Linked DNA regions of Homo sapiens: region 2 is linked to region 1. The links are chromatin loops, found by intact Hi-C in ENCODE. Cell type or tissue: OCI-LY7. All regions are shown on one strand. Links, peaks and the distances in the headings refer to the core of each region. The heading gives the core; the rest is flanking DNA.

What was found. Peaks named below come from ENCODE experiments on the same cell type or tissue, not always from the same donor. Only the 100,000 strongest peaks of a DNase experiment are listed, where the experiment ranks them.
Region 2: a loop joins it to region 1, with 2.1 times the contacts of the local background. A loop is called at or near these places in 4 of 110 quality-filtered maps.

Annotation. Positions count from the first base shown.
Region 1 is chr14:38,192,227-38,203,257 of GRCh38, forward strand. No RefSeq gene overlaps it. Among named protein-coding and RNA genes, the nearest start is that of SSTR1, 10 kb to the right of the region's middle. RefSeq lists enhancers at 3,438-4,426, 6,601-7,101, 7,102-7,602. In OCI-LY7, for the core only: CTCF peaks have their summits at 5,266 (motif pointing left) and 5,470; DNase peaks (open chromatin) are centred at 4,965 and 5,235; H3K27ac peaks cover 711 bases.
Region 2 is chr14:38,069,508-38,080,538 of GRCh38, forward strand. No RefSeq gene overlaps it. Among named protein-coding and RNA genes, the nearest start is that of SSTR1, 130 kb to the right of the region's middle. In OCI-LY7, for the core only: no CTCF peak of the experiment used is centred there; no DNase peak of the experiment used is centred there.

The DNA.
Region 1 (11,031 bases), core at 1,952-9,951:
TTTTCCATCCTGCAAGATCTAAATAATTCTTGTCGTAAAATAGGCAAACAGTCTTAGGTGCCTGACGTCCAGGCATTCTTTTACATATCAGTCCCTTCCTAGTCTCTGTGCCCAGTGCAACTCGTCCCAAATCTTCCTTCTTTCCCTCCCACCTGTCCCCTCAGTACCAACGCCAAGCGTTGCTGAGTCTTTCTAATCTTCCTTTTCTATAGACCCATATGACCTCTCCCTTCCTCCCCAGGCTGCTCCTCGCCAGGCCGAGCTAGTTCCCAATTCTTCCTCAGCCTCTCCTCCTCCACCCTATAATCTTTTTATCACCTCCCCTCCTCACACCTGGTCCGGCTTACAGTTTCGTTCCGTGACTAGCCCTCCCCCTCCTGCCCAGCAACTTACTCTTAAAAATGTGGCTGGAGCCAAAGGCATAGTCAAGGTTAATGCTCCTTTTTCTTTATCCCAAATCGGATAGCGTTTAGGCTCTTTTTCATCAAATATAAAAATCCAGCCCAGTTCATGACTTGTTTGGCAGCAACCCTGAGACGCTTTACAGCCCTAGACCCTAAAAGGTCAAAAGGCCGTCTTATTCTCAAAATACATTTTATTACCCAATCTGCTCCCGATATTAAATAAAACTCCAAAAATTAAATTCCGGCCCTCAAACCCTACAACAGGATTTAATTAACCTCGCCTTCAAGGTGTACAATAATAGAAAAAAGTTGCAATTCCTTGCCTTCACTGTGAGACAAACCCCAGCCATGTCTCCAGCACACAAGAACTTCCAAACGCCTGAACCGCAGCGGCCAGGCGTTCCTCCAGAACCTCCTCCCCCAGGAGCTTGCTACACTTGCCGGAAATCTGGCCACTGGGCCAAGGAATGCCCGCAGCCCGGGATTCCTCCTAAGCCACGTCCTATCTGTGTGGGACCCCACTGAAAATCAGACTGTTCAACTCACCTGGCAGCCACTCCCAGAGCCCCTGGAACTCTGGCCCAAGGCTCTCTGACTGACTCCTTCCCAGATCTTCTCGGCTTAGCGGCTGAAGACTGACACTGCTCAATCACCTTGGAAGCCCCCTAGACCATCACGGACGCCGAGCTTCAGGTAACTCTCACAGTGGAAAGTAAGCCCATCCCCTTCTTAATCAATACAGAGGCTCCCCACTCCACATTACCTTCTTTTCAAGGGCCTGTTTCCCTTGCCTCCATAACTGTTGTAGGTATTGACGACCAGGCTTCTAAACCTCTTAAAACTCCCCAACTCTGGTGCCAACTTAGACAATACTCTTTTAAGCACTCCTTTTTAGTTATCCCCACCTGCCCAGTTCCCTTATTAGGCTGAGACACTTTAACTAAATTATCTGCTTCCCTGATTATTCCTGGACTACAGCTATATCTCATTGCCGCCCTTCTTCCCAATCCAAAGCCTCCTTTGCGTCCTCCTCTTGTATCCCCCCACCTTAACCCACAAGTATAAGATACCTCTACTCCCTCCTTGGCGACCCATCATGCACCCCTTACCATCTCATTAAAACCTAATCACCCTTACCCCACTCAATGCCAATATCCCATCCCACAGCACACTTTAAAAAGATTAAAGCCTGTTATCACTCACCTGCTACAGCATGGCCTTTTAAAGCCTATAAACTCTCCTTACAATTCCCCCATTTTACCTGTCCTAAAACCAGACAAGCCTTACAAGTTAGTTCAGGATCTGCGCCTTATCAACCAAATTGTTTTGCCTATCCACCCCGTGGTGCCAAACCCATATACTCTCCTATCCTCAATACCTGCCTCTACAACCCATTATTCTGTTCTAGATCTCAAACATGCTTTCTTTACTATTCCTTTGCACCCTTAATCCCAGCCTCTCTTCACTTTCACTTGGCCTGACCCTGACACCCATCAAGCTCAGCAAATTACCTAGGCTGTACTGCCGCAAAGCTTCACAGACAGCCCCCATTACTTCAATCAAGCCCAAATTTCTTCCTCATCTGTTACCTATCTCGGCATAATTCTCATAAAAAAACACGTGCTCTCCCTGCCAATCGTGTCCGACTGATCTCTCAAACCCCAACACCTTCTACAAAACAACTCCTTTCCTTCCTAGGCATGGTTAGTGCGGTCAGAATTCTTACAGAAGAGCCAGGACCGCACCCTGTAGCCTTTCTGTCCAAACAACTTGACCTTACTGTTTTAGCCTAGCCCTCATGTCTGCGTGCAGCAGCTGCCGCTGCTTTAATACTTTTAGAGGCCCTCAAAATCACAAAGTATGCTCAACTCACTCTCTACAGTTCTCATAACTTCCAAAATCTATCTTCTTCCTCATACCTGACGCATATACTTTCTGCTTCCCGGCTCCTTCAGCTATACTCACTCTTTATTGAGTCTCCCACAATTACCGTTGTTCCTGGCCTGGACTTCAATCCGGCCTCCCACATTATTCCTGATACCACACCTGACCCCCATGACTGTATCTCTCTGATCCACCTGACATTCACACCATTTCCCCAAATTTCCTTCTTTCCTGTTCCTCACCCTGATCACGCTGGATTTATTGATGGCCTAATCGCCACAAACCAGCAAAGGCAGGTTATGCTATAGTACAAGCCACTAGCCCGCCTCTTAGAACCTCTCATTTCCTTTCCATCGTGGAATTCTATCCTCAAGGAAATAACTTCTCAGTGTTCCATCTGCTATTCTACTCCTCAGGGATTATTCAGGCCCCCTCCCTTCCCTACACATCAAGCTTGAGGATTTGCCCCACCCAGGACTGGCAAATTAGCTTTACTCAACATGCCCTGAGTCAGATAACTAAAATACCTCTTAGTCTAGGTAGATACTTTCACTGGATAGGTAGAGGCCTTTCCTACAGGGTCTGAGAAGGCCACCGCAGTCATTTCTTCCCTTCTGTCAGACATAATTCCTCAGTTTAGCCTTCCCACCTCAATACAGTCTGATAACAGACGAGCCTTTATTAGTCAAATGAGCCAAGCAGTTTTTCAGGCTCTTGGTATTCAGTGAAACCTTTATATCCCTTACGGTCCTCCGTCTTCAAGAAAAGTAGAATGGACTAAAGGTCTTTTAAAAACACACCTCACCAAGCTCAGCCACCAACTTAAAAAGGACTGGACAATACTTTTACCACTTTCCCTTCTCAGAATCCAGGCCTGTCCTCGGAATGCTACAGGGTACAGCCCATTTAAGCTCCTGTATAGACACTCCTTTTTATTAGGCCCCAGTCTCATTCCAGACACCAGACCAACTTAGACTGTGCCCCCAAAAAACTTGTCATCCCTGCTATCTTCTGTCTAGTCATACTCCTATTCACCGTTCTCAACTACTCATACATGCCCTGCTCTTGTTTACACTGCCGGTTTACACTGTTTTTCCAAGCCATCACAGCTGATATCTCCTGGTGTTATCCCCAAACTGCCACTCTTAACTCTTGAAATAAATAAATAATCTTTGCTGGCAGGACTATGCCGAATCTCCTTAGGCACTCTCTAATCAGATATCCTGAGTCGTCCCAATTCTTAGACCTTTTATACCTGTTTTTCTCCTTCTGTTATTCCATTTAGTTTCCCAATTCATCCAAAACCGTATCCAGGCCATCACCAATCATTCTATATGACAAATGTTTCTTATAACATCCCCACAATATCACCCCTTACCACAATACCTCCCTTCACCTTAATCTCTCCCACTCTAGGTTCCCACGCCGCCCCTAATCCCGCTTGAAGCAGCCCTGAGAAACATCGCCCATTCTCTCTCCATACCACCCCCCCAAAAATTTTTGCCGCCCCAACACTTCAATGCTATTTTGTTTTATTTTTCTTATTAATATAAGAAGGCAGGAATGTCAGGCCTCTGAGCCCAAGCCAAGCCATCGCATCCCCTGTGACTTGCACGTATACGTCCAGATGGCCTGAAGTAATTGAAGAATCACAAAAGAAGTGAATATGCCCTGCCCCACCTTAACTGATGACATTCCACCACAAAAGAAGTGTAAATGGCTGGTCCTTGCCTTAAGTGATGACATTACCTTGTGAAAGTCCTTTTCCTGGCTCATCCTGGCTCAAAAAGCACCCCCACTGAGCACCTTGCGACCGCCACTCCTGCCCGCCAGAGAACAAACCCCCATTGACTATAATTTTCCTTTACCTACCCAAATCCTATAAAATGGCCCCACCCTTATCTCCCTTCGCTGACTCTCTTTTCGGACTCAGCCTGCCTGCACCCAGGTGATTAACAGCTTTATTGCTCACACAAAGCCTGTTTGGTGGTCTCTTCACACGGACGCGCATTAAAAAAACATCCTTACATAATATGTTAAAGGATGCTATACAATATGGGGAAAATGATATAAGTATATGACCCAAGAGGATGAAAAAATTCACTTATTGGCAGAAAGGACAACATCATTTGTATGTAGAAAATCACCTCTCAAAATAGTAAGTTGCTGAAAGGGGAGTGGTTGCGCTAGAATCAGCACCAATGACTCTTTTATCCTATTTCTCAGTTTTAGGGGAAAAGACTCTACAAAACTACAGGTGTTTTGCTGACAGTAGAAAAAAACCTTCCCTTGTTAACATGTTAGTCAAGCTTTGGAAAAGACATCACATGTCAAATCCTATCACAGGATGCTTTATAGAGATTATCTATTTTAAATTTTATTGGAATTTCGATGACATCAAGTTGTTATTGCTTGGACCACAGTGGTGGTGGTTATCTGAAGATTTCTGCAAAAGTGCCATGCCTCCTCAAATAAGGCAAGTCATCTAAAAAATATCCCTTATATATATTTTTCATTTCTTTCATCATGTTACAGAGAATTTCAGTGGTATTCTAAGACTCAGCCTCCCCAAGGAACCAAATCAAGCTTTTATGCATCAGTGGAAACCAGAAATTACTAACAGTATACACAGTGGCAATGGCCAGAGATTACTCTTTCATCTGGTTCAACCCCTAGAGACACAAGGTCTCATCCTGTTCACACCCAAATCCCCCTCCTTCCCCAAACACACAGCCTCCACATGCATTCTCTGACAAGCCTGAGTAATATTTCATCAGTTCTCCCTAGCCACTCAGTCCAGGTTTTAATATAGCTGGAATATCTTGGGTAGCTTTATCAAGATGTAAACCTTATAATCAAGGCTTAGTTCAAAATTTAAGTTTTTCCAGCTGTCAACTGACATACAACTGTATAAAATCTGAAACTTTCCCTATCAAAGTTCTCAATGTTAAAATCTCCCCCTAGTGGATTTTCAGAGCATGTGTTTTCACAAGTAAAACTGAATAGAATTTTCAAAAAAAAAAAAAAAATGCTAAAAATTTCATATGTGTGAAAAATAAGACCTATTAATCTCAAAGTTCAGAGGGGAAAAAATGCAATTTCATTTAAAAGCTTGCCATCAAAAAAATTCTAAAACTAAAGTAGAATAGTTTTGGTTTACTCTAGTCTTATGTGCAAGTGTGAATATTGAGTTTTACAAGTTTTTCTTGTGTGTCATTATCCTCTATTAAGTTAAGGCATTTTAATGGACTAAACATGGTAATTTCTTACTTAATTGTTTAGTGAAGAGAGGCATAATGTTTCAATTAGGAAAGAATGATCCCCCACATGAGTGAATCTGCCATCTGTGTATTCTCATCTGTTAAAACTGTTAGTCAAATCAACAAAAGTCCAAGTGCAAAGTCCCTAAACCAGTTGAAATGGGCACACACTTGCTCTAGGGAAGGGGAAATTTTATTTTAATTGATTTTGTTCCAGCAGCAATCCCTCTTCCTTTCCTGGGAATACATTTTGGCTGGGATTTTGTGGCATCAATACAAATCACTTCAAAGCAGCTATTGCTCATTTATCCTCTACCTAGCGGCTCTGCTGACCCACCACTTGGATATCCATTTTCCTGAGGTGGGGCAAAGATGAGGCATGACAAGACCACAGGAATGGTGTAGGAAAAAACTACAGAGAAATACTCATACAGAAGACAGCACAAAGCTGCCTGCAGTACTGATCGTCACATGTTTAGAACTGGGAAATGGTGGTCAGTTGTTAACAGAAAATGCATTTTCTTTGGTACCAAAATACCAATGGCTCATCAATCTTAATACTTTTATAATAACATTTTTTAAGGTTAAATTCTTTCAAAACATGTCACTCCAAATTTCTGATGAGGTCTAGTTACTTTTAAATAATTAGGCAACATGAATAGAGGAGAAGACTGAGGCAATTATTGGATTCATTGAGGAATGCATAAAACATAAAAATGACTTAAATTTGCTATTTATGTAATTTCGTGGTCTCAAAACCACACTTTAATTGAATCGAGTTTAGTAAGAGATAAGACCACAGCAGTGTGGCATGATGTTTAAGAACACAGGCCTTAGGGTAGATTGTTAGAGTCAAATTCGAGCTCTGACTGTGTGACTTTGAGCCAGTTATTTAACCTCTCTGTGCCTTGGTTTCTTCATCTGCAAAATGAGAGTAGTAAATAGAAGCTTCCTCATAGTGTAGTTGGAAGGGTTAAATATGCTGAAACCGTAAATGGAAAGTACTTAGTACACACAGATCCCACAGCTTTTTTTGTTCACTTTCAGACATTAACAGTCTTATTTTCAGACATTATTTTAAAAATCCTTTTTAAATTGAAACTTTCATTTCTCATTGAACTTAAATCTCTTTGTCCCTATACCAGCTCCAGCATGACCTATGCTTGGATCCTGTAGTAGGGAAGAGGGAAGCGGTTAATTCTTTATCATGTCTTTGCAGTATTTTTTTACTCTACCTCCCTCACCCCTTTCTCTGTCTTTGGTTCCTGCAGGGGAGAGGGAAAATCATTTGGGGACAGCCAACTTCTTCCTTGAGCGGTGCAGTTATAATCATGCATTGTGCCCTCTGTGAGTGCTTCTTTCTCCTTTGAAATTCTTCAGTGGGTTCTTCAGCATCGCCCACTCTGTTGCTGGAGACCACCCATTGTGCCCTTGGATGGCGTGCCCAATATCCTTGGCCAGCTGGCTGCATTCCCCACTCAGCTACTGATTGTTGATTGTTGTGCTTCACGAACTTCCCGCTGAGCGTCCTCTCATCCTGGGGTGGAGAGCAGGCCCATCACGGGGCTCCCACCTGCCTGCCTGCCATACTGTCCATGCCAGTGCCTGAGAAACACCGCCTCTGCTCCACTTTCAGTGGGAACCAGCGTTTTGCACCCCCCTCCATAGCCTTTTCTCTTCACTCTACCACCTGAAGCAATTCCCACTGGGCCGCTTCTTCACCTTTAAGTTTTCCAGGTAAGAATCAGACATCAGTCTCTGTGTCTTGTCAAATGTTCAGGGATACTACCAAGCTCTTTAAGTGGTCTTATAGAAGCCTCCACAGTTTACAGATGGGGTAAGCACCCACTTTCCATCTTTTGTGGGAAGAAAAATGCACAGCACTCTGAGAACTGTCTCTAAGGAATTAATCACTATCAACTTCCTTTCTACTCTCATATATGGAGGTAGGCAATGGGCTAAGGGGGTGGACTAGCACCTCTCTTTAGAAAGTGGATACATTTCCCAATTGCAGTCATCAGGTTGGGAGCCTGGGGCCTCACTGGAAATTGAGACAAAATAAAAGTTAAGTTCAACTTAGACTGTGCATATGTAACATTCAAACATTTGGGTTATTTGAGTCAGTGAGTTCAGTGATTAGTATGAATCCTTACCATGTGGTAGACTAGATTGACTTCAGTATGACGTAGATAGGTGTGATTAATAACTTAGAGTTATTTTAGCTGAGGGTGTGTCATGTACCAAAAACTGGTGAATGGAACATAGTTCACAGTGTTGGAATTATGGGACTCAACTGGATAGGCAGGAGGAAAAAGAAAGGGTAAGTATCATACACATAGAAACTGTCAGTATTTTTTAGACTGCAGAAGTGAATGTCAGACCTACTGTATTAAGCTCTTAAGCAAGGGACAAAACTGGATTTTTCAAGTCTGGGGCTAATTCAAAAACAGTGTTACATTGTAACCCATACCTCAGAAATTATTTTATAATAGCTAAATATTTACATAGTGCTTACTATATGCCAGACACTGTTTTAAACACTTTTAATGTATTTAATCCTTTTAACAATTTTACAAGATAGATGCACTGTTACTTCCTTTTACAAATGAGGAAAATGAAGCACAGAGGGATCAAACAACCAGCACAAGGTTAAAGTCATGGAAAATATGAGATGTAAGCCCTGATGTTTGGTATTAGACTACACTTTGCTTTCACAAACATTATCTTGTGATTTATGTCACAAATAAATCACATTATATAGCAATGATAAAGCAATTCCAAAAGATAGGCATATCAGACTCAAGCATACTCAATGAATCACTTAGCTATGGGATGATAGGGGCTGCCTAGAAAATAATAGACTGTTGTAGCTCCTGTTCCAGTTCCTTCTACCACCTTCTGACGGGTATGTTTTGTTTGCCATTTAACTTACATCACAACATGTTAATTTCAAGAATAAATTTATTAGTGTTTTTCTAAAAGTAAAAATAATTGAGGAGAAAATAAATCAGCAAATGTTATATTAAATAGAACAGACACTTACGGCCTGGAGTCTTTTCATTTTTAAGGTATAAAAAGCTTTTATTGCTTTTATCTTACTTAAAAAGCAATGCGTGCTTATGACTGAAGAATTAGAAAATCTCTGCAAAAGGGAGAAGAAAGCATTCACAACCCAACTACCTGATGATAACCACTGTTAATATCTTAGTAACTGTCCTTTCAAGCCTATGCATATATATGTTCATTTAATGTGTGTGTGTGTATTTACATCATTATTTATATAACATTTTTATTTTTGACTGGGGGAAGAGCAAAATTTTATTTTGGAATGAAAAAGGCCAACGGGGTAGTCAGAAAAGAATAAAGTGAGTGGTGTGGCATCCTCTCTCCATCTTCTTGGTGGCTTGGGTTATACATCTGTGCTTCAAGTTCTTCCAAAGGCCCAACTGTTTTGTTTGGTGTGCATGTTTGCTTACCTTGAAAGTTATCAATCAAGCTCAGAGTCCGTTAAATAAAATATAGCCTATCATCTATCTTCATTATGACCTGGAAAGACAGAGTCCAATTTAGACTCCTAGCCCTCTTCACAAGCTCTACCCTGGAACTTGCCCCCACCAGTAGCCTGTCCTACTTCAACTTCCATTCCTGGCTTTGTCCTGCCCAGTGAATAGGCTCATGTACATTAGGACAGATACCTGAACCCCTATGGCCAAGCTCATTACTCATCTGCCACATCCTCTCCTAGTCACCTCTGAGCCTCTTCTTGGCCATGTATTTGGCTCACACTTCCCTGGAAGTGGGTTTGGAGCCTCTGGGCAGGGAGTCATGGAGTCTAGAAGATTGTGATCTAGCGTATGGGCTAGATGTGGCTTGCGGGCTCAGACTGGGCACTTGTTGGCTGCAGGAACTCCTTCCCTTGCCGGGAAGGATGTGGCTAGAAGCGGGAAAGAACAGGATCTTCATGTATTCTCTATATGAGGTGCTGATCAAAATAAATAATTATTTACACCTAGAGATGTTCTCTAAATTATGACTGTAGAAAGTAGGTAAGTAAGTTAAAATTGGGAATGTGTAGCTTTAGCATGCCAACACCTACATCTGCAGAATCCCCATGGTTTATGTGCGCTGTTGCCTTTGACTGGAACAACCTTCATCAGACATGTGCCCTTTTACTTTCACCTTATTCATAACTGCTCAAACATCTTCTTTCCTTCCCTTTCCATCTAATCTATACCAAGTGCACCCACCCCTCCAGCACTCTGTATCCTCTCACCCCCACTTATCTTCTTAGAACTTATCACGAAATGAAATTACAGTACCTGTACTTGTTTACTGTCTTTCTGCCCTACTAGAATTCCACAGAAAATTAATCTAATTTGTCATTATATCTATTGTGCCTAGAACAGTGCCTGCCACCCAGTGGGCATTCCCTAAGTATTTGCTAAATTACTAAGTTACAATTAAAAACACACATTACTCATACATAGTGGAATTCTGATATTAATTTCCACTTCCTTTTAACTAAGAAATGGGGCAAATAACTGGAAATAAATCTTTTCTACTGCAGTCTGAATTTTACTTCCATAAAATAAAACACATACAAATAATTTTTTAAAATTAGGATATAATATCAGAAACCACTGCATTGGCTAATGGCATAAGCAGCGAAATCTTGGCTCAACCAAACAGTCAACAAAGAAGGAGTGTAGGCCAGGTGTCCCCACCTAGGCTATGCTATCTTCTTACTTCCTTCTTCTGGCAGGAAAGGAGATGTCAGGCTGTAGGAAAGTAGTAGCACGGGCTACTTCCTCAAGGACTAAGTAAAGTAGCATTCCATGCTGTGGGCAAAAGGAGACAGGGGCAGGGCCAGGTGCTGGTGAGGAGAGGCAGTCCACTCTCAAGAGGGGACAGTGAGGTGAGGATCCAGGACCTCTTTCCGGACCACTCCTGGTAGTTCTGAGTTCCAGTCTGACAGCTCACAGACACAGCCCCCCATTTTGCCTCCAGCAGGAGAAGACAAGGAGATGGAGAGACTGTCAACCTAGAACCAGTAATGACCAGTTCCAACTTAATTACAGAAAGGGAGAAAAGATCAATCATTTAAGTTGCTTCATCGTCTAAATAAAAGTGTTTTGGCTGTTGAAACATGAACCTAGACTCCTGCCTCAACATATTTAAAATGAGAACAAAGTGGCAGTATCATGGTGGTGGGCGTTTAGATGCTTACATTGTTTTCATCTACAAAACAGGCTTTCCTTTCACACCCTAGCTCTTTGCTGGGCTGGTGGAGCTGATTGACAGATATAGCCCGCTCCAAAGGAACAGCCCTTTCTCAAGGAATGAATGATTTGCTCTAAGTATTTAAATCCTCTGCTCAAAATCAAACATAAATTGAAGTATCAAAATAAACAAAAATATGGTTTGTGGTTTTGAAAGCATTTCTTTGTGATTTTTGCTAAAAAGAGAAATGCCAAAAAAATTTT
Region 2 (11,031 bases), core at 1,998-9,997, 120 kb before region 1:
AGTTTCTACCATAAACATGAACTAAAACATACTAATTTGTAAGAAATTTTTGTTGTTTTATTTTTGTTCAAATTACTTTTCCTCTTGTCTCGTTTTCCTATTGCTGTTTCTCTCTTTTTCTATGTGTCTTTCTCTACATGCATGACTACATAAATACACACACATGCATGCATATCCACACAGATACACACATAAAATTTTAACCCTCCACTGTTTGTGTCATAAGAGAGGATACAGTCTGAGAACCAATCCCATCACATAAGTGCTGTATATGGATTCAACCCAAATGGATCTCAGACTCAAGAAACACATTCCTTGAAGTTGTAATGATTTAACAAAAGTCTGTGAGGTAAGTGGATGTTTGAGTTTCTGTTGAAATTTCCCAGGTAAAAGAAGCAAAGGGTCAAATATAATCCATTGTGTCTAATGATACTCTGCAAATTGTTTTGGGTTTCCTTTTTCTCTCCTCTCATGAAAATATTCCAAGGCACTCATCCCTGTAATTCTACCACTTTGAGAAGCTGAGGTGGGAGGATCACCTGAGCTTGGGAGGTCGGGACTGTAGTGAGCCATGATTGCTCCACTGCACTCCAGCATGGGTGACAGAGTGAGACCCTGTCAAAAAAAAAAAAAAAAAAAAAAAAAAAAAAAAACTGAGGCAATGATGGAACACTCATGACAACATAAGGATATATGGCAGAGGGTGGAGGGAAAGGATTAAAAGAAGACAAACTGCTTTTATAACCTAACTGTCCTTAGAAGACCAGGCTAATGAAATGCATTTTCCCTCTAATGGCTTTCATTTCAGAATACTGTGTGGTTTTCCCTGAAAATGTGACGCATTCTCACTTTACAAATCATTTTGATTTCCTCTTGTTGTCACACTCTGTCTAATTTTGCTGAGTTACTGGCAGGACATTGACTACAGTGATGGAGAGTCACCACCAGTATTACTAAGGATCAGATTTTCTGGTTTTATAACTTGAAATCATATGTTTCACTAAGAATTCTGTGACTTAATTTTCCTGAAGATTCATTGACACTAAAAACAAGAAATGACAAGTTTTATAATTCTATAGGCATCACTGTGAAATGCCTGGTATAGAATACGTTTGTGGTAGGTACTCAGTAAGTATTGATTTGTTATTGAATCAATAAATGGCAGGCAAACAGAATAGAGTGATTTATAAAAATAATCATGATGTTTGGGCCCATTAGAATGGACAATTTACAAGTAGCATAATTTAGTAATTTCTTCCCTGGTTATTTGGCCCACATCCAAAATGCAGTCCATACTGTAGAGATGTACAAATCTCTGCTTCTGAGAGAGAGCAATCCTGTGCTCTTGGATGGTGAAGGTCTTTTTGGACAAAGGTACACACACTCACACCCACATATACACAACTCATTCACACATACAGAAGCATACCCAATACAGAAACATTGTAGCTTAAATGAGTGTTGCTGTTGGTATTATATTATCATGTAGGAAAAATAAGTGAGAAATGGATCAACTTTCCATTTTATTGTTCATCATTGGCTGACTCAAGTTTAAAACTGAAAAGATTAGCTCTCAGACAGTCCCTTCAAAGTTTGGAGATTTATTCAGGGTAAGCATCTGGAAGATTTGATGCTTATCTGTTCTATTTAGTGCTGTCCCACCCAAAATGTGGTTAGAAATATAACAAGATTAAGTCTTCCCTATGAGAGGAAGTTGGACCTTTATCTTGTCAGCAAAACTAGAACTGTTGGATTTTTTTAAAAACTAAAACCACTTCACAGCTTCTTGTAATCCAGCTGTATCCAGGAAATAACAATGATAATCAAAGTATCATTCCCATGTTTTCCACTCTCTCCAAAGCCTTCTTTGGGAAATCAGGGGATGATGGAGATATGTGTGTGTTTCTCATTCCTAATAAATTTAAATGTGATTGGATTGGTTTTGTGGGAAAGAGGGAATTGAATAGCTTGAACTTATCTCCTTTGAAACAAAACAAATACTTTTTATTATATCTAGTTTGACCCATAAAAACACTCAGAGGAGTGCAAACCACTTTGGATTTTTGAAGGGAACACTGACAAATGATTTGAGTGATATTTTCCAGAATAGAGATAATGGGACTCTCTTTTCTGTCATAAACAGAAAGAACTTTGGATGGCCTGAGACCATTCTGGGCCATAGTCATCAGCAAGTCCTGCTCTGGATATGTGACTTTGGCATGTCATATACAGAGTTCATCTCAGAGGAGCTGCTAATGCAGGTTAATTTAAAAAGCTCAAAATCTTGCAAATCACCCACCATGATTTAGGGATTATCCCTCCCCTCATTAGAACTGTAAATTTTAATATAAAAAAAATTGAGATAATCTAATTCAGTGGTTTTCTTAAAGTTGTAGTGTCTAACTATGAAATTCTCCAAAGACACTGAAAATTGTAGAAGATAACAATAACATTCATCATCAGTAGTAAGCAGATGGTAACATTTTGTTATACCTAATTCAGATCTCTTTTTAAAAAATAGAAACAAATATTCCTGATACGACAAACCACCCTTCTTCCAACTCCCAATTCTTTCGCCTATTTTTTTCAGGAGAAGTTATCTCAACTTTGAAATGCATGCAAGTTAAAAAATACCCCTCCTACAAACGTATTTATTCAATAATGCTATATGGTTTTGTTTCACATATTTTAAAATTCACATAAATGGAATCATATGAGTGCCAGCTTGCAATTTGCCTTTTCACTCATTATTGATTTTTGAGAACTATCCATGTTGGTAAATGCAGATGTAGCTTATTTATTTTAATTGCTGTATAGTATTCCATTGTATGAATGACATTTGAGAGATGGTAAAGTTATTTCCAGGTTCTCGTTACTTTAAATAGTGCTTCAGTGAACATCCTTGCATGTGTATCCTTGTGTACACATCCCTTGTGCTTCTCCAAGTTAAAGAACATGAGCCCAGACGTGGAATTTCTTACTCAGAGACTATTCACATTTTAGATTTTACTGGATTTTGTTCTATTACTCTTCATAATGGTTGTACAAATTTACAGTCACACCAGCAATAGCTAATTGGTTAAGAGTTTGTGCTCTCAGATTTATTAATTTGTGGCAAATTTGATGAAATGATATCTCATCATAGTTTATGGTTTTTGTGTCTTCTTTAGGAAATCCCTACCTTTGTCATGGGCATAAAATGTTACATGTTTTCTTGTAAAAATGTCATATTACTGATTTTTCTTCTTTAACTCATTTGCATTTTTTCAATGGACATAAAATAATATCTTTTTGTCTTTTTCCATATGGAGAGCCAATTTTCTAGAAATAGTTATTGAATAGTCCACTCACAACTCTTGGCCAGTTCTGGTCACATGGTCCTACCCAAACATGAGGGGAGTGCCCAGAAGTGGCTCCCCACTGAACATATTGGTGAACAGCAATAGTATTAAATAATTACCTACAAGGGATATGATGGTTTTAAAATATGTTCACAGATTCTTTGACACTCTTCTTTTCAAAAGATGGAGTCTAATTTCTCTTCTCTTGTGTGTAAGCTGGACCTAGTAACATGTATTCTAGTGCCAGAAGTGAGGGTGTATGATTTCCAAGATAAAGTTAGAAAAGGTACTGTGGCTTCTGTCTTACTTTCTTTTGGATCACCTGCTCTGGGGAAAGCCAGGTGTTATGTTAGAGGCTACTTGGGCAGCCTTATGGCAAAACACATGTGGCAAGGAACTGAGGCTTCTTTGTAAAAGGCAGCAGTAATTTGTCAATTATGCAAATAGCCACCATGAAAGCAGCTCCTCCCACTCTAGTCAAGCCTGGAGATGACTGCAGCCTTGGCCACTGGGATCTTCACTGCAAACTGAGGACAAGTCAAGTCCTGAGCCAGAGTCCTTAGCCACTCAGCTAAGGTGTTCCCAAACTCTCAACCCACTGAAATTCTGTGAGATGATAAGTGTTTATTTTTGTTCTAAGCCAATCAATTTTGGAGTGATTTGTTTAATGGTAATAAAGGATTAATCCATTGAGTTTCACTAAATTTGAAGGCAATGTTTATTTCAATATGATTTAAAATATAGGTTATGTGGCATAAATCACATCTAATTTGGTAGTCCTAGGAGATTATTAACCTCAAAGAAACGATTATTAATTAACCAGAGCAGGTTTATAAACTGATGGACAACCAGAGGTCTGGAAAGACATTTATATCTATTGAGGTGCTGTGGACAGGAAAAAAAAAAAAAAAAAAAAAAACAGAAACAAAAACCAAAACCTCAAACCAGTCATTACTAATAGGAACCACAATAAAAAGTTGTGTTTTGAATTTGAAAGCTCCAAATTGCCGTGACTCATTTGCTATTCGTCTGCTTCTTACATGGACAACTCCATAGAACCATGCATCCATGGAATAGGGATTGAGTAGGGATTTAATTAATTATTTATTTTTATTTAATGTCACATGATATTAGAGAATGAAACAAAGGTCCGTGTAGTCTCTAGCATAAAAATATCATCTGGTTTCCATACTTCATAAAGTTTTGGGAAGGTCAAAGTAAATAATGTGAGAAAAGGCTTTGGGAGCACAAAAGAACTGTGTTAATGTATCACCAGAATTATGTGTCAGTCAGGAAAAGCTAGGTTTTGCTGTGGTAATGGAAACTCCAAAATCGTAGGGGCTTACAACTTGTGAGCTTTAGTTTTTGTTTATGTTAGACCACTCCAAGTTGGCCATGGCTCTGTCATGTCATCTTCACTCTGAGACCCAGAAGGCAGAGTAGCCTGTAGCCAGAGGAGTGACACTTGTCATACCAAAGAGAAAGAGTCATGAAGGACTTCCTGAAAGGGCAGACTTCATGATTTGCTAGAAAGACTCAGAGCACATTACTGTGTAGTGATGATTTATTACAGCAAAATGATACAAAGTAGAATAAGCAAAGGAAAAGGTACATGGGACAAAGTTTTTTGGAGGAAAACAGGTACAAGATTCCGAGTCCTTATCCAGTGCAGTAACACAGGATGTGCTTCATTCCTCCAGTGCCAAATCGTAACAATGTGTGAAATGTCATCTACTGGGGAAGTTCACAAGACAGACTCAATGCCTAGAGTTTTTACTGAGGGATGATCACAATAGGCATCCTCTGTCCTGCATGTACCCAAATTCTGGACTCCCAGAAAGGGTTCATGGGTTCAGCATAAGCCTTATTCTTTGCACAAACAGTTTAGGTGCTGTGAGCCATCCTTATCAGGAAATGTGAGACCCTTCCTGAAATTCAAGCTCCCCAATTCCAGCTGAGGGCCAATCTTGCACACAGGTCTTTCTAAGCCAAGCAGACTCAGACCTTTTATGCTAATTCTTTCTGCAAAAACCCATATCACTCCTGTTCACATTTTCTTGCACAGAGGAGGTCACATGGCCAAAACTGACATCAAAGCAGTGAGAAAGTATAATCTTCCCACAGGAAGTGGCAGCCGATATTTTGAACTATAATACGATCTACTATAGAAACAACATGAAAAAAAGAGAGAAGAAACTGATATCTCCTACACCTATGTATATGCATACTTTATGCATATTTTCATTGTCTTGGCTCACATTATATAAATTGTTTTAATGAAATGAATTGGGCCAGGTAATCCCAGCACATTGTGACGATGAGGTGGGAGGATTGCTTGAGTCCAGGAGTTCAAGACCAGCCTAGGCAACATAGTGAGAGCCCCATCTCTATAAAAATTAGGTGGGGATGGTAGTGCATGCCTGTAGTCCCAGCTACTTGGGAGGCAGAGATGGGAGGATTGGTTGAGCCCAGGAGTTTGAGACTGCAGTGAGCCGTGATTCCTCCACTGTACTCCAGCCTAGGCAACAGAGTGAGATCCTGTCTTAAAAAAAAAAGAAAATTAGATCCCATTTGACAATTTTGGCTTTTGTTGCCATTGCTTTTGGTGTTTTAGAAATGAAGTCTTTGCCCATGCCTATGTCCTGAATGGTATTGCCTAGGTTTTCTTCTAGGGTTTTTATGGTTTTAGGTCTAACCTGTAAGTCTTTAATCCATCTTGAATTAATTTTTGTATAAAGTGTAAGGAAGGGATACAGTTTCAGCTTTCTACATATGGCTAGCCAGTTTTCCCAGCACCATTTATTAAATAGGGAATCCTTTCCCCATTGCTTGTTTTTCTCAGGTTTCTCAAAGATCAGATAGCTGTAGATATGCAGCGTTATTTCTGAGGGCTCTGTTCTGTTCCATTGATCTATATCTCTGTTTTGGTACCAGTACCATGCTGTTTTGGTTACTGTAGCTTTGTAGTATAGTTTGAAGTCAGGTAGCCTGATGCCTCCAGCTTTGTTCTTTTGGCTTAGGATTGACTTGGCTATGTGGGCTCTTTTTTGGTTCCATATGAACTTTAAAGTAGTTTTTTCCAATTCTGTGAAGAAAGTCTTTGGTAGCTTGATGGGAATGGCATTGAAGCTATAAATTACCTTGGGCAGTATGGCCATTTTCATGATACTGATTCTTCCTACCCATGAGCATGGAATGTTCTTCCATTTGTTTGTATCCTCTTTTATTTCCTTGAGCAGTGGTTTGTAGTTCTCCTTGAAGAGGTCCTTCATGTCCCTTGTAAGTCGGATTCCTAGGTATTTTATCCTCTTTGAAGCAATTGTGAATGGGAGTTCACTCATGATTTGGCTCTCTGTTTGTCTGTTATTGGTGTATAAGAATGCTTGTGATTTTTGTACATTGATTTTGTATCCTGAGACTTTGCTGAAGTTGCTTATCAGCTTAAGGAGATTTTGGGCTGAGACAATGGGGTTTTCTAGATATACAATCATGTCATCTGCAAACAGGGACAATTTGACTTCCTCTTTTCCTAATTGAATACCCTTTATTTCCTTCTCCTGCCTAATTGCCCTGGCCAGAACTTCCAACACTATGTTGAATAGGAGTTTATTGCGGCACTATTCACAATAGCAAAGACTTGGAACCAACCCAAATGTCCAACAATGATAGAGTGGATTAAGAAAATGTGGCACATATACACCATGGAATACTATGCAGCCATAAAAAATGATGAGTTCATATCCTTTGTAGGGACATGGATGAAACTGGAAATCATCATTCTCAGCAAACTATCGCAAGAACAAAAAACCAAACACCGCATATTCTCACTCATAGGTGGGAATTGAGCAATGAGAACACATGGACACAGGAAGGGGAACATCACACTCTGGGGACTGTTGTGGGGTGGGGGGAGGGGGGAGGGATAGCTTTAGGAGATATACCTAATGCTAAATGACGAGTTAATGGGTGCGGCACACCAGCATGGCACATGTATACATACGTAACTAACCTGCACATTGTGCACATGTACCCTAAAATTTAAAGTATAATAATAATAAAATAAAAAAAAGAAAAAAAAGAATTATATAATGACAAAAAGAAAAAATGCAATAGCAAGTATTAGAGAGACTCCAAGTACTGATTAATTAAAAAGTTAGTTACTATTCTTTCCACATTATAAGTCTTTTTTGTTTTTGGAGATCAAGTGGTTCTTTGATTCCTTTTTGAAGGCAAGTGCTTTCATTTTGCTTCTGACTTTCTCTAAAGCAGTGCTGTATTTGTTAAAGCTCTAATCCTCTCAGGCACTTGTGATTAGACCCCCGAAGAACTGTTTCATGGCCTCTGCTATGTTTTCTTATCACTGTACCTTTTAAGCTTTCAACTATATTTCAAGTTCTGGCCTGCGTGTGGCCTTCAGCATAAATTTCGCAGGCAAAGTGGTTTGTTCTAATGCTTTCCTCATCTCTCTCAATTGTTTGCATGCTTCTTTTTATTATCTTTCCATAGCTCTTTGACCTTTTTATTCATTAGCTCAAACCACATGAAATATCATTTGGCTAAGGGTTAAGTCAGAAAAATAGGAAAGGTGGTTGGCTTTTGGCATATATATTTACATTTTTGAATTTTCTATTTTTGCATTTTCAGTTTTATTTTCCTTAAAAAAAACCTTGGGTCCTCACCTCCCCCTTCCTAAAAACACTCATGTTAATTGTATAGAAATAGAAATAAAAATCTTTTTGGTAAAAACAGCAGGTTTTAACTTCTGATCTCTCCACCAAAAAAAAAAAATAGTTATTTAGTAGGAAATTACAATATATTAGAGGGAAGTATATTTGCAGCATAGTTTTAAAAGATAACATCTCCGTTTTCAATGAAGGGAGGACTTTATATGGGTCTCTTCTTTATGCTTAGATGGCAGAATGTTTTATTGCTATTTATAAAAGCCTGCATTAAAAGAATGCAATATTGGTTCTCCCAGAGTGGGATCTATTTGGAAAACTAATTATCTCCAATTGGCTGCAAATTTTCAAGAATCTGCCAAGAAGACAAATCAGGAATACCATCTAAATGACTTATTACAGTCGGAGGTACTTTGGAGCTCTTGAGACCTTCCCAACAGCTATTTAAAACCCTGGCCACTTGCCTCTAGCTTCTTTCCTTTCCTCCTCTCGCTTTAACCTCTGCAGGTGAACTCAGCTCTTATTTATTGGAGAAAATAAGGACCAACTAGGGAGAACTTGCCCATTGTCCTGCCATGCCAACACATTTATCTGCTTTCACAGCTTCCTAATGCCCTTTCCTTCCACCTCAGAGGAGGAGCTTGCTCTGCTCCATCTGAGGCTGATCTTATTACATGGGGTCTTCAAGGTTCTTGCTCCATTAGACAACTCTCCCTCACCTGCAGAGTTACCTCTCCCTCTTTTTTGGCTCTTTCCTTTCAACCTATAGATTTTTTTTCGAATTTCTTCAGTTGAAACAGTAGCAACTACAACAATACCCCTCACCACAACACACATACACACACACTCCGAAACACACACACACATACACACACACACACACTTGCTCCAGCTTCTTTTCTTGTAATTCAGATACCTGTTACAGAACTATCCAAGCCCTGTCACCTGGCAGGTAGCCATTGTCTGGGTGAGGTATCCTGTTGTAATCTGGGTGCAATAGTGGTGAGGGCTCCATTACCACATGACCACTTCTGTTTCCTTTGTAAGCAGAAATGTTTAGCACATTTCGCTTGAGCTGTGTGTGTGTGTATAAATACATCAGTTAGTACGTGGTTAAACGGCAAAAAAAAAAAAAAAAAAAGGCTCTGATGATTTTCTCCCAACTAAGTGGTCAGATAACATGTACTGAGTACTTACCACATGCCAGGTGCTGAGCTAAGCCTTTCATGTGGATTACTGCACTTTATCCTAATGATCATGAGATAGTACTATCATTCCCATTCTCCAAATGAAGAAGTGAAACATCAAATATTGAGTACCTTGCTCAAGCACACAGAACAAGCAGGTGGGATTGACCATTGTTTCCCTGGCAAGACTCCAAGAGCATCCACCTTTGGGGGTAGTAGAGCACATACCTAGAATGCCAACCTTTCAATAACAGAAGTGTCCATTCTCTGCAGTGCTCCTGAGTCCACTGAGATACCTCATATATCCTCATGTGTACCTGTTGATTCTCTTACAGTGGTTTTCAATCTAAGTTAAGCATGAGAATTACGCCTGTCCCTAACCCAGACCAGGTGAATGAAAATATCTGGGGGAAATATGGGTACCTGTGTTTTGCAAAATCTTCCCTGAGTGATTCTGATGTGCAGAAAGGCTCACCGTTTCTCTCTTTTCTCCAGTATCCTGCTTCCTGCTCCCTTTATTCTTTTGTTATATTCTCTTCTGAATGGAGAGAAACCTTTCATTTTGAATAAATAAGATAGTTTGATAATCAGCTCTCTGTGGGTGGTGTTACTGGGAATTATTATAACTGTGTTTTGACTCTTTCATTAAAAGAGAAGTACAACTCATACAGATTGAGTAAATACTTGTGGTATTGTGAAATGATTTTTAAAAGCTCCATTACTCTGGACACTAGAAACAACATGAATCAGATGTCTTCAAGCTGTTTCTAGTTATAGGTTAACCTGAGTCTTGGAAACATTCAGTGAATCAGTGTTACCTTTCAGTTCCTCTGCTATAACCACAGTTGTGTATTAGGTATTCTACCGTATAGGCAGTTTTTAAAAAAATAATGAATCTACATGGTGTATTTAACACATAACTTATTGAGTTTAATTTCCTTTGTTATTTGGGAAAAAATATATTTGAAATCACCAAGCTACTGAATGTGTTATATTTAAGGGAAGTAGAAGAGGGTTTTGAATGACTTTTCTGCCATTTTCAATTTAAGTCTTATATTCTGGGAAACTAAATGCCAAAACTAATTTTGAAAAAAAAAAAGATAAAAATATCTATACCACTTTGTAGAGGGAAAGTAATTATTTTCAAAAAGCATCTCACTTTGCTAATGTTGAGAATAATCTGTGGCTTGATCCCAGGACTCTCTTATTTTGTCCTGGTGGGGGTAACTGTCAGCAAAAATTACTATACTGCTCTCCAACTATCAGCCTTCATTCTCAGAAAGTGTATAGTGTTTCTATGATTTATGACACTAATGGGACTCTCCTGGCAGCAGTGTGATCCATTTTGCTGATATAAAGGAAGCAGACAAACTCTAATCTCCTGTTGCACATATCCAAAGACTGAAGAAGAGACTGACATTTTAATTAGCATGGAAACGAGAGATGTGGAAGCCTTCAGCCCCTGAATGAACTAAGTCCTGCAATAGAGTCATATATAAAAGAAAAAGGCTCAATCATGCTTAAAAAAAAGACTGAAACAAACACTGGCCATTATGTGCTACATCACTTTACCAAAGGACATCAGAATATAAATCTGATTGGAATTTTAAAGGGCAACTTCTATTTTATGAGATAAAGTTTGTGACCTGAAAAATAACCATATTTATAGAATTATAGTAGTATTTGGAAATACTTACAAAGGAATAATTTATACATTAAAATTAAACTTTGAAATATGATTATGTCAAAATTAAAGGGCTGGGCGTGGTGGCTCACGCCTGTAATCCCAGCACTTTGGGAGGCCGAGGCAGGTGGATCACCTGA